3 separate regions of the Homo sapiens genome follow, and all the other regions are linked to region 3. The links are chromatin contacts, found by Hi-C or POLR2A ChIA-PET in ENCODE. All regions are on one chromosome and are shown on one strand. The core of a region is the stretch at or near the end of the contact, and the rest is flanking DNA. Distances in the headings are between cores, read along the strand shown.

Region 1 (3,657 bases), core at 1,120-3,619, 170 kb before region 3:
TCCATACATAAACATAATATAGTAAAACCCTGCTGCTCTGGAAAAATTGAGGCTGGGAATAGAGAAAGAGAGAGTTTGGACTAGTGGCCAGAAGAGACTATAAAATCCTTTTAAATAAATGCAGTTATATATTTTTCACACTCATGTAGTTATGCACACTGGGCTGTGACAGACACGGTTGGCATGACATACATGGGGGTATACCACCCTGATCCCCCAGCAGGGCAGGACCTTCTGCCCAGCTATGGGGAATGTAGCCTTCCAAATCTGCCTCAGCTGCAGAGAGCTGCCTCTCCCAGCAGCCCACATCTGATGAGTCATCTCCTAGGTATAAAGTCCTGGTCATTTCGACCCAATGCAGGATACAAGCAGGCAATACTTGCCCCGGAACCCTCCAAAGCCAAGAAATGGCCCAGACTTTTTCAGGCCTACCTTGCAGTTCAACTCCTTCCACTACCCAACCCCGCTTTCTCTCCCTTCCCTTCAAAGGAATTGAACCCTAATAACATTTTGCACCCCAAACTTGGCATCAGCATCTGCCTGTGGAGTACACACACTTCAGCAGTTGGCTATTATTGGATAGGCATGCACGTATGTACATGTGTGTGAGATTTTGGTCAGGGATCCACCTCTTGCCCACTTGACCCAGGAGTTGATTCATCTATAGCTCTAAGTAGTCAGTGTGAGCCCATTCACCTCCCTACTGACTGATTTAGGAAGCGATTGTGATCCAGTGCTGGCCAATGAGATGTGACAGAAGGTCAATGAAGGGGTTTCTGAGAAATCTTTCCATAATAATAAAAAGCAACACACAGGGAGAATTTTCTTCTGCTGGACAAGGTCATATCTATTTTGATGTCAGAAATCTGGCTGCTATCTTGGCACAAGGAGAAAGCACAAAGCTCATTGAGAAGGGCAAAATGGAAAGAATGGGAGACACTTGTATATCTTGGGATGTTGATTTTGGAACCAACCTGCAACTTACCCTATGCAAGATAACAAATTATCCAGAATGGCCTAAACCATTCTGACCTGTGCTTTCTGTAACTTGCATTCAAAGGCATCCTACCCAATGTACAGGCAAATCAAGCACAGCTTAGTAGAGATTCTTGTGGAGTCTTTTTTAATGACTATATTAAAAATCATAAATACCATGCCAATCTTTTGTATGTGAGGTAATTAAAAGTTTGTCATCACTGAGCAATTCTTGCCTTTGAAATCCCATTTTGCTTGTAGAATGTTAGAAGAATTTGCCAAGGAGAAACAAATCTTATCCCAATTCTCACTAATTGTTGATTGTCAAAGTATTTCAAGTCCAAGGTAGCAGCCTCATAGTTAAGGTTTCCTCCTGCAATCCACTCAATACGGCTGACCCAGCCTGCGTGTACAAGTTATGCCCTGCACGTCTGGTAGAACCTTGTGGTAGCATCTAACTCTTCCAGACTTCCAGGGGACCATTTCTAGGTATAAACCCAGAACTCATTGAATGATTTCCTAACAGCTACATTTCCAAAGGAAAACACAACAAAACTTGTTCATGACAGCCATTAAACTTCTTGTGGGCTAATAGAAAGCAAAATTCTAAATGGAAAGAAATGCAAATTTCGACACACAGAGCACATGTGTAGGTCAGAGGGGCAATTCACTTGTGATCTGGCTGGGCCAGCAGGGCTCCACTCCCCAGCTGGACCTAGGCAATCTGTCTTCTGTCTCCATCAGGTTGTGGCTTCCAGAACTTGGGCTCAGAGACGGTTCCCTATGCCAATTCCCCTTGGCAGGAAAGACACCTTCTGGCAACACCGTTGCTATTCCCAGTCCTTCACCCCTGCCAACCTCCTCATGTTTTATCTATTTTTATTTGAATTGGTGATCAAGGGATTAACCCAGTTTATACAAATTCCATCTTCCAAAAAGCCATTATGGTGCAGTTGCAATTGTGATATTTCACTCTCCAAATGAATCAAATTGGATTTTAATGACAGTAGACTCCATTAAGCAACACCTGATTGGGTTATTTCCTGGAAATTTCATCTTCATTGTTTTCTCCATCACTGCTACCAAAAAAAAAACACATAGCAGGAGAGCTATCAGGGGCTGCCGCCAAGCTACATTGGATCATCCTTGAAATCATGGTCATGTTTCCTTCTAACAAGTCGAATGTTTCAGTTTTACTCATTCATTCCATAGGACACCCTCAACCCAGTGTCAATTTCTACTAAAAAAAAGCGGGGGTAAGGTAAATTGTTTTTTGTAGGGGACTTGGTAGTTGTAGGGGACTATAATTCCTCACAAGAAACTCTCATGTGGGGTATATAATTTGTATGTAAATTTTTTTTTTCTTTTGAGACGGAGTTTCACTCTTGTTTTCCAGGCTGGAGTGCAACGGCACAATCTCGGCTCACCGCAACCTCCGCCTCCCGGGTTCAAGCGATTCTGCTGCCTCAGCCTCCTGAGTAGCTGGGATTACAGGCATGTGCCACCACGCCCGGCTAATTTTGTATTTTTAGTACAGATAGGGTTTCTCCATATTGGTCAGGCTGGTCTCGAACTCCCAACCTCAGGTGATCCGCATGCCTCAGCCTCCCAAAGTTCTGGGATTACAGGCATGAGCCACCGCACCCGGCCATTTGTATGTAATTTTCTATATTTATTGAAATGCATTTTAAGTAATATGAAAGCATTTTTCTCCTTACAATGGAAAAACCAACTTGATTTTACATTTATTTATATAACCTGACTTAATTCTATGTAAGTCAAGTGAAAAAGGAAACAACTGCTCTGTGGAATCAACCTGAAGATGTCTAATTTTTCCTCTGATGCCACCAGACTTAAAGCAGTTCACGATCCTCTCTACAAAGAAGTATATTTAGGTTCTCCCTCTCCCTCTCCCTCTCCCTCTCCCCACGGTCTCCCTCTGATGCCGAGCCGAAGCTGGACTGTACTGCTGCCATCTCGGCTCACTGCAGCCTCCCTGCCTGATTCTCCTGCCTCAGCCTGCCCAGTGCCTGCGATTGCAGGTGCGCGCCGCCACGCCTGACTGGTTTTCGTATTTTTTTGGTGGAGACGGGGTTTCGCTGTGTTGGCCAGGCTGGTCTCCAGCTCCTAACCGCGAGTGATCCGCCAGCCTTGGCCTCCCGAGGTGCCAGGATGGCAGACGGAGTCGCGTTCACTCAGTGCTCAATGGTGCCCAGGCTGGAGTGCAGTGGCATGATCTCGGCTCGCTACAACCTCCACCTCCCAGCTGCCTGCCTTGGCCCCCCAAAGTGCCGAGATTGCAGCCTCTGCCTGGCCACCACCCCGTCTGGGAAGTGAGGAGCGTCTCTGCCTGGCCGCCCATCGTCTGGGATGTGAGGAGCCTCTCTGACTGGCTGCCCAGTCTGGAAAGTGAGGAGCGTCTCTGCCCGGCCGCCATCCCATCTAGGAAGTGAGGAGCGTCTCTGCCAGGCCGCCCATCGTCTGAGATGTGGGGAGCGCCTCTGCCCTGCCGCCCCGTCTGGGATGTGAGGAGCGTCTCTGCCCGGCTGACCCGTCTGAGAAGTGAGGAGACCCTCTGCCTGGCAACCGCCCCGTCTGAGAAGTGAGGAGCGTCTCCGCCCAGCAGCCACCCTGTCCGGGAGGGAGGTGGGGGGGTCAGCCCCCCGCCCGGCCAGCCGCCCG
Region 2 (3,594 bases), core at 288-2,787, 140 kb before region 3:
TAAAACTAGAAATGTTGTAAGTGTGTATTTCACTGGTTTTGTAATAATATAGAACTTTCTAAGCCTCAAGACAATGGGGAGAAAAGCACAGAAGAAAAGCTAATAGTTTAACATTTCTTTTTAACTAGAACACTTAGTAGACATTGAGAACCTGCTGCTATATTGAAACTCAGAAAATCCTCTCCTAGGATCAGAGGCATAAAGATGCCAAGAAGTCAACCAAAGTTGTATGACAGACCAAGAAACGTCTGTTTCAGACATTTGGAATCCTATAAGATTCCATAAGTTACTTTCAATTGAACCAAATATAACATGTCCTAAACTTCACAGTGAGACTGCTGTTTCACATGACAGCCATATTCCAGATTAATGCAACCTGACAGCATGCTCTATTTTTCTTTTTCTTTTTCTTTTTCTTTTCTGAGACAGAGTTTTTAGCTCTTGTTGCCCAGGCTGGAGTGCAATGGCACGATCTCGGCTCACTACAACCTCTGCCTCCCGGGTTCAAGCGATTGTCCTGCCTCAGCCTCCTGAGTAGCTGGGATTATGGGCACCCACCACCACGCCCAACTAATTTTTGTATTTTTAGTAGAGACGGGGTTTAACCACATTGGCCAGGCTGGTCTCGAACTCCTGACCTCAGGTGATCCTCCCGCCCCGGCCTCCCAAAGTGCTGGGATTACAGGCGTGAGCCACCGGGCGCCTGGTCCCATGCTCTATTTTTCATTCATTCATTTCACAAAAGCTATTATGAGCCCAGACTGTGCAGCACTGTTCCAGGCTCTTGGCATCCAAAAGCTAACCAGACCGTGCTCCCTCCCTCATGTATTTTACCTTCTTTGGAGGCAGAGGGACAATAAATAAGTGCAGAAGTTAACAAACTTTTTCATATTGTGAGAAATGGCAACATAATATGAGCTCATATTTTTACAATCCAGAGTTGCTTTCATTAAGAATCTGTGCTTCTCAACCTTGGGTACACTTTGGACTAATGTAGAAAGCCCTTTTAAATACTGATGACTGGTTCCCATTCCCAGAGATTCTGGCATAATTGGCTAGGTAAAGCCTAGGCATTGGCCTTTTTTTTTTTTTTTTTTTTTTTTTTTTTTTTTTTTTTTTTGAGACAGCGTCTCCCTCTGTCACCCAGGCTGGAGTGCAGTGGCGCGATCCTGGCTCACTGCAACCTCCGCCTCCCTGGTTCAAGTGATTCTCCTGCCTCAGCCTCCCGAGCAGCTGGGATTACAGGCGCACGCCCGGCTAATTTTCTTTTTGTTTTTTGTTTGTTTTTTTTTAGTAGAGATGGGGTTTCACTGTGTTGCCCAGGCTAGTCTCGATCTCCTGAGCTCAGGCAATCCATCCGCCTCGGCCTCCCAAAGTGCTAGGATTACAGGCTTGAGCCACCGCGCAAGGCCTTTTGTTTTTTGTTTTGTTTTGTTTTTCCCATCCCCTCAAGTGATTCTAATGTACGGCCAGAAGAGAACTGAAAAGGGTATATAAAAGAAACTACCACTAGATGTCACTGTCCCCAAAGGTTTGAAGAGAAACAGTCCTCAAGTAGTCAATGGCTAAGTTCCCGCTAGATAAACAGACTTGATTTTGCCATATTTTGGATCCAAGCAAATGTCCAATACAAATATATATATATGTTCCTCAATTTATCTTTGGCCTGAATGAAGCAAGTCATACAAAACCCAAATGTGGCCGGGCGTGGTGGCTCACGCCTGTAATCCCAGCACTTTGGGAGGCCGAGGCGGGCGGATCACGAGGTCAGAAGATCCAGACCATCCTGGCTAACACGGTGAAACCCCGTCTCTACTAAAAATACAAAAAATTAGCCGGGCGTGGTGGCGGACGCGTGTAGTCCCAGCTACTCGGGAGGCTGAGGCAGGAGAATGGCATGAACCCGGGAGGCGGAGCTTGCAGTGAGCCAAGATCGCGCCACTGCACTCCAGCCTGGGCGACAGAGCAAGACTCCATCTCAAAAAGAAAAAAAAAAAAAAACCAAATGTATTAGTTTGCTGGGGCTGCCATAACAAACTTGGGGGCTTAACAGAAGCCCAAAGTGTTTTGTTGGAGAGTTATTTTCTCTTGAGGCCTCTCTTCTTGGTTTGCAAATGGCCATCTTTTTCTTTTCTCTTTTTTTTTTTTTTTTTTTTTTTTGAGACAGTGTCTTCTCTGTTGCCCAGACTGGAGTGCAGTGGCTGGATCTCAGCTCACTGCAACCTCCACCTCCTGGATTCAAGCAATTCTCCTACCTCAGCCTCCCGAGTAGCTGAGATTACAGGTGCACGCCACCATGCCTGGCTAATTTTTTGTATTGTTTTGTAGAGACAGGGTTTCACCACATTGCACAGGCTGGTCTTGAACTCCTGGGCTCAAGCAATCCTCTCACCTCGGCCTCTCAAAGTGCTGGGATTTCAGGTGTAAGCCACCATGCCCAGTCTTGCAGATAGCCACCTTTCCACTGTGTCCTCACATGGCTGTCCTTCAGCCCGTGTTGGCTGGGTCCTAATCCCCACTTCTTATAAAGATACCAGTAATACTGAATTAGGGCCCACCCTAAAGACTGTTTTAACTTAATGACTTCTTTAAAGGCCCTATCTCCAAATACAATCTACAGTCACATTCTGAAGTTCTGGGCCATTAAGGGCTTCAACATATGAATTTGCGGGGCGGGGCTGGGGGGAGGGCAGATACATTTTTCAAGAAATCACCAAGAAATCAAAAGCAAAACCAATCTACTTGATGAGTGGCAAATGAGTAGTTTCCCAGCCATCCACAATTCTAAAGATCTCTCACATAATAACTATGGAGCAAATTGGTTGCTTTAAAAAACAAAAAAGACTTTTAAAAATTATTTTTATTCTTTATTTCTTTAGTTTTTTTTAGCCAGGACATGTTCTTATATGAATTTTTTTTTTTTGCAAAAATCGTACTTCTTGGCCAGGCACGGTGCCTCACACCTGTAATCCTAGCACTTTGGGAGGCCAAGGCAGGCGGATCACCTGAGGTCAGGAGTTCGAGACCAGCCTGACCAACATGAAGAAACCTCGTCTCTATTAAAAATACAAAAATTAGCCGGGCGTGGTGGCGGGTGCCTGTAATCCTAGCTACTCAGGAGGCTGAGACAGGACAATCGCTTGAACCCAGGAGGCAGAGGTTGCAGTGAGCCAAGATCGCACCACTTTGCACACCAGCCTGGGTAAGAGAGTGAGACTCTGTCTCCAAAAAAAAAAAAAAAAAAAAAAAAGGCCTAATCCAAATAGGAAAAGAGGAAGAAAAACTCTCTCTCTTTGCAGACAATATGATTTTTTTCTTTTCTTTTCTTTTCTTTGCTTTTTTTAAGAGACAGAGTTTTACTTTTGTTGCCCAGGCTGTGCAATGGTGTGATCTCGGCTCACCGCAACCTCCGCCTCCCGGGTTCAAGCAATTCTCCTGCCTCGGCCTCCCAAGTAGCTGGGATTATAGGTGAGCACCGCCACGCCCGGCTAATATTTTTCTATTTTTAGTAGAGATGGAGTTTCACCATGTTGGCCAGGCTGGTCTTGAACTGCTAACCTTAGGTGATCCACCTGCCTCAGCCTTCCAAAGTGC
Region 3 (3,897 bases), core at 1,220-3,719:
GGACCTCAGAATATTTATCATTGTTCCCCTGGCAACCTGGTCCATAGGCTGGGCCAGTCGTTCGCTGCTATTAAGCAGAGAGCTGGCTGAGTGAGTGGTGATGACACCAATTTAACCTGCTCATAGAGCTGGCCTACCTGCAGAAATTAATCACCTCACCTGCCACCTTGCCATTTGTGTACCTTGAAACTGGAGGGTGGAGCCCAAGAGATGCCCACAGGGTGGATAATTTTGACATGGGTAAGTGCCTGTGTTCTGGGAAGTTCAGGAATAACAGGGTGGGATCTCTTTCAGCACTCCCAGGGAGAAGAGCAACCATGGCCAAAGGTGAGACTTGGGTAGATTCCTTAGCCATCTGAGGATTTGGAAGACAATGAGATCTTGCCTTTGCTTAGTACTTTCTCAGGAACTCTCAATGGCCTCAAAAACTGATAAAGACAAGCTTGGCCTTGTTATTCCTGTTTTATAAAGAAACTCACTCGGGGTCTCAGGACTGCTAGGAGAAAACCAGAACCAAGCTGTTCCATCCCCTGGTTCATGCCCTCCCCACCACCACACATCACCAGCGTGAACCCTACTCCATGTCTACAGAGATCATGGCTGTGATAAGCACAAAGCCTGGAGTAAACCACCAGTTTATCCCTGACTCAAGGTGAAACTTTTTGGAGCATTTGTGGCTCTTATATGTATGTAAATTTTAGGAATACTAAATTTGAGGCATTTATTTATTTATTTAGAGACAAAGTTTTGCTCTTGTTGCCCAGGCTGGAGTGCAATGGTGCAATCTCGGTACACTGCAGCCTCCTCCTCCTGGGTTCAAACAATTCTCCTGCCTCGGCCTACTGAGTAGCTGGGATTATGGGTGCCCACCACCACACCCAACTAATTTTTATATTTTTAGTAGAGACAGGGTTTTGCCATGTTGGCCAGGCTGGTCTCAAACGCCTGACCTCAGGTGATCCGCCCACCTCAGCCTCCCAAAGTGCTGGGATTACAGGCATGAGCCACTGCGCCCAGCCTGAGGCAAATATTTAATCTCTTAACCTGTTCAGTGGTTGCTATTTAGTTAACATCGTATCTGGATTGTCCCATGGACATTCAAGAGGATGGAAAAGTCTACTGTGTTTGGAGAGCAGCAAGGGATAGGGACTATGTCTCTTGTTTCTTTTTCTTTCTTTCTTTCTTCTTCTTTTTTTTTTTTTTTGAGATGGAGTTTTGCTCTTGTTGCCCAGGCTGGGGTGCAGTGGCACAATCTTGGCTCACCGCCACCTTCACCTCCTGGGGTCAAGCGATTCTCCTGCCTCAGCTCCCGAGTAGCTGGGATTACAGGCACGCGCCACCACGCCCGGCTAATTCTGTATTTTTAGTACAGACGATGTTTCACCATGTTGGTCAGGCTGGTCTCGAACTCCCGACCTCAGGTGATCTGCCCGCCTCGGCCTTCCAAAGTGCTGGGATTACAGGCGTGTGCCACCGCGCCCGGCCGGGGCTGCTTCTTAACGCGAGAAATTCCATAATTTCTACGGAAATGCAAACGTTTCTGGGCTGTGCTGGGTTGACCTTTTTCTTTGCATGAGTAATGATTCTTAAAAACATCCGTTCCTTGGCCGGGTGCGGTGGCCCATGCCTATAATCCCAGCACTTTGGGATGCCGAGGCAGGCGGATCACGAGGTCAAGAAATCGAGACCATCCTGGCCAACATGATGAAACCCCCTCCCTACTAAAAATACAAAAATTAGCTGGGCGTGGTGGCGCGCGCCTGTAGTCGCAGCTACTCGGGAGGCTGAGGCAGGAGAATCACTTGAACCCAGGAGGTGGAGGTTGCAGTGAGCCTAGATCGCGCCACTGCACTCCAGCCTGAGGACAGAGCGAGACTCCATCTCAAAACAAAACAAAACAAAAATCCATTCCTCTATTGAGACAAAAAAGAAAAAAAATCACAAGATTCACGTGAAACGGAAAAGCCTCTGCCTTTCAGAACCTTGGCAAAGTCGAACCCCCTCCCCTCTCTGGTTGGGTTGGGCTGGAGAAGCCAGCCCCTGGCACCTGCGCCGCCCCTACCTTCCCACCCCGCGGTGGGGGTAGTTGTGCCTCTGAGCCTGAGCACCTCTTCAGCTGTTTTACTCCCTCCCCTCCCTTGAGTTTCCCATCTCTGCCCCCGCCCAACCCCCCGATTTTTAATCTTGGTGTTTGGAAGGAGGGAGGGGGCAAAAACGGGAGCCAGATGTGTACGAGTCCTCCGCTCCCGCCTCCTCCCTCCTCTCGGGCTTCCTAAAACCCGGAGCCCTAATCAAGGAGGATTCGGAGCCAGACGGTCGCGGCGCAAGCAAACAACTCGGCTCCGCGGCTCCCCCGGGAGTGGAAGCCAGGAGGGAGGGGGAGAGGAAGCGGGGCGTGCTCAGTAGGCGGGACAAAGTTTTTTTTTTTTTCTTCTCCCTTTTTTTCGGTCGCAAGTAGGAAGCTTTTTGCACTCCACCACCTCTGGCCGCTGGGAAGACGTCATCGCTTCCGCCCTACTTCCTCCTCCTGTTGGCGGCGGTGAGAATCCAATATGGAGTAAATCGGTGGAGTCGAGAGATGGGGCTCGGACGGGGCGCCCTGCACCGCCTCCCAGGCGCACCTCCCCCGGCCGCCGACCGCTCCCCGGAACCGTGATTGGCCCGGCCCCCCGGGGGCGACCCCGGACTGAGCCCCCCCACCCGCGGCCGGCGCTCTCCTCCTCCTCGCAGCAGTCCCTGCCGCTCCGAGGCGCGCTTGTTTTTCTCCTGCTCTCCCCCACCGCCGTCCCCTTCCCAAATCTCGCCCCCTCTGCCCGCTCCCGAGCCCCCGGAGCCTCCGCCCGCCTCTCCCCACGGCGCTGCGGCGTTCACTCCCCGCGCAGCCTGCCTTTGCACCCCTTCCCCCAAACCCTATCCCGCGCCCTGCTTCCCCTTCTGCTGCGGCGCCCTCTTCATCTCTAGCCGCCCCCCCTCCCCAAATCAGGCGATCTCCGGAGATGTGAAGAAGGGGGGCGAGCGGACAGGAAGATGAAGGGAGCAAAGCTGCCCGCCGCGGGACAGGCGTCTAGGTGAACAAGAAAATGACCGAAGAAACACACCCAGACGAGTAAGTTTGGTCGCGGGGTGGGACGAGGGTGCCCCTCAGGGGCAGCGTGGGGGCCGGGGCTGAGGATGCGGGCGGGGACGCTTATTGGGTGAACTTGGCGTGGGGTGCAGCGACTCGCTGACCTTTCGGCGTTGGGACGCGAGGCTTCCCTGCTTGTTGAAGTGAGGAGAGGGCAAAAACTGCTGCGGGCTGGCGGGCGCACGCCTAGGGTCGGCGGGCTGGTGGCAGCTCCGGGGGCCAAGGGCGTGCGGGTGACCTCCCGGCGGTCTCCGCTCCCTCTCGGAGGACTTACAGCTCCCCCGCCCCCGAAATCCTCGGCGGCTAGAGCGGAAGACCTGACACCCCCACTCCGGCTTCCCGGGGCTGGTGGGTTTTTGCACAGTGACTTTGTGACTCCCGCCGCCCCGCGAGCCCTGCAGTCCGCTCCGGAGCCCACTGGGGCCTAGGCTCCGCCATTTCGTTTTCTTGAATCGCTCTCATTTGCATACCACATTTTCATTCATAAAAAACACGGCGGAGCGAGAGGAGGACAGGCGCGGGCTGCGCGGGGGTCTGGTGCGCCAGGGTCCCCGCGCGGGCCGGCGTGCTGGAGCCGCCCGAGGGGCCCCGCGGCGCGTGAGTGCCTGTGCACGCGCTTGTGGCCGGCACACGCGTCCTGCGGGGTCGGGCGGCTCGGGGCGGACCGAGGCGTGTGCGGCGGGGGCGTGCGGGGCATCGCGCTGGGGGCGCGCGTGTGTGTGTGTGTATGTGAGTGTCCTCGCGGGTGCGCGTGCACGGGCTTGTGCCTGGCC

What was found. Hi-C counts contacts between places; a loop is a spot of excess contacts on that map. ChIA-PET counts read pairs that join two places held with the same protein, here RNA polymerase II (POLR2A). Pooled maps may share reads with other maps.
Region 1: a loop to region 3 is called in a map with no recorded cell type, with 2.3 times the contacts of the local background. The contact joins the promoter of LINC03050 here to the promoter of SPRED2 in region 3. A Hi-C loop is called at or near these places in 20 of 37 single-sample maps with no recorded cell type and 10 of 50 pooled maps. POLR2A ChIA-PET finds 5 or more read pairs at or near these places in 1 of 52 experiments (RWPE1).
Region 2: a map of dorsolateral prefrontal cortex shows a loop between it and region 3 (4-fold over the local background). The contact joins the enhancer-like site here to the promoter of SPRED2 in region 3. A Hi-C loop is called at or near these places in 9 of 168 maps with a recorded cell type or tissue (CD4-positive, alpha-beta memory T cell, IMR-90, MCF 10A and 6 more), 2 of 37 single-sample maps with no recorded cell type and 12 of 50 pooled maps. POLR2A ChIA-PET finds 5 or more read pairs at or near these places in 9 of 52 experiments (AG04450, H1, MCF 10A and 6 more).

The regions. Positions count from the first base shown.
Region 1 is chr2:65,601,077-65,604,733 of GRCh38, reverse strand. It overlaps LINC03050 (long intergenic non-protein coding RNA 3050), which reads left to right and starts at 2,369. Exons shown (of 3, transcript NR_182288.2): 1 at 2,369-3,577. RefSeq lists enhancers at 2,490-3,083, 3,084-3,657.
Region 2 is chr2:65,571,239-65,574,832 of GRCh38, reverse strand. No RefSeq gene overlaps it. Among named protein-coding and RNA genes, the nearest start is that of LINC03050, 29 kb to the left of the region's middle. Within about 2 kb of position 1,537, at least 2 of the 41 ENCODE cell types and tissues checked have a DNase peak (open chromatin) inside an H3K27ac peak, as active enhancers do; they include mammary epithelial cell, where a contact is called at or near this core.
Region 3 is chr2:65,431,171-65,435,067 of GRCh38, reverse strand. It overlaps SPRED2 (sprouty related EVH1 domain containing 2), which reads left to right and starts at 2,469. Exons shown (of 6, transcript NM_181784.3): 1 at 2,469-3,106. The coding sequence starts at 3,081. RefSeq lists silencers at 2,567-2,766, 3,537-3,586, 3,617-3,897.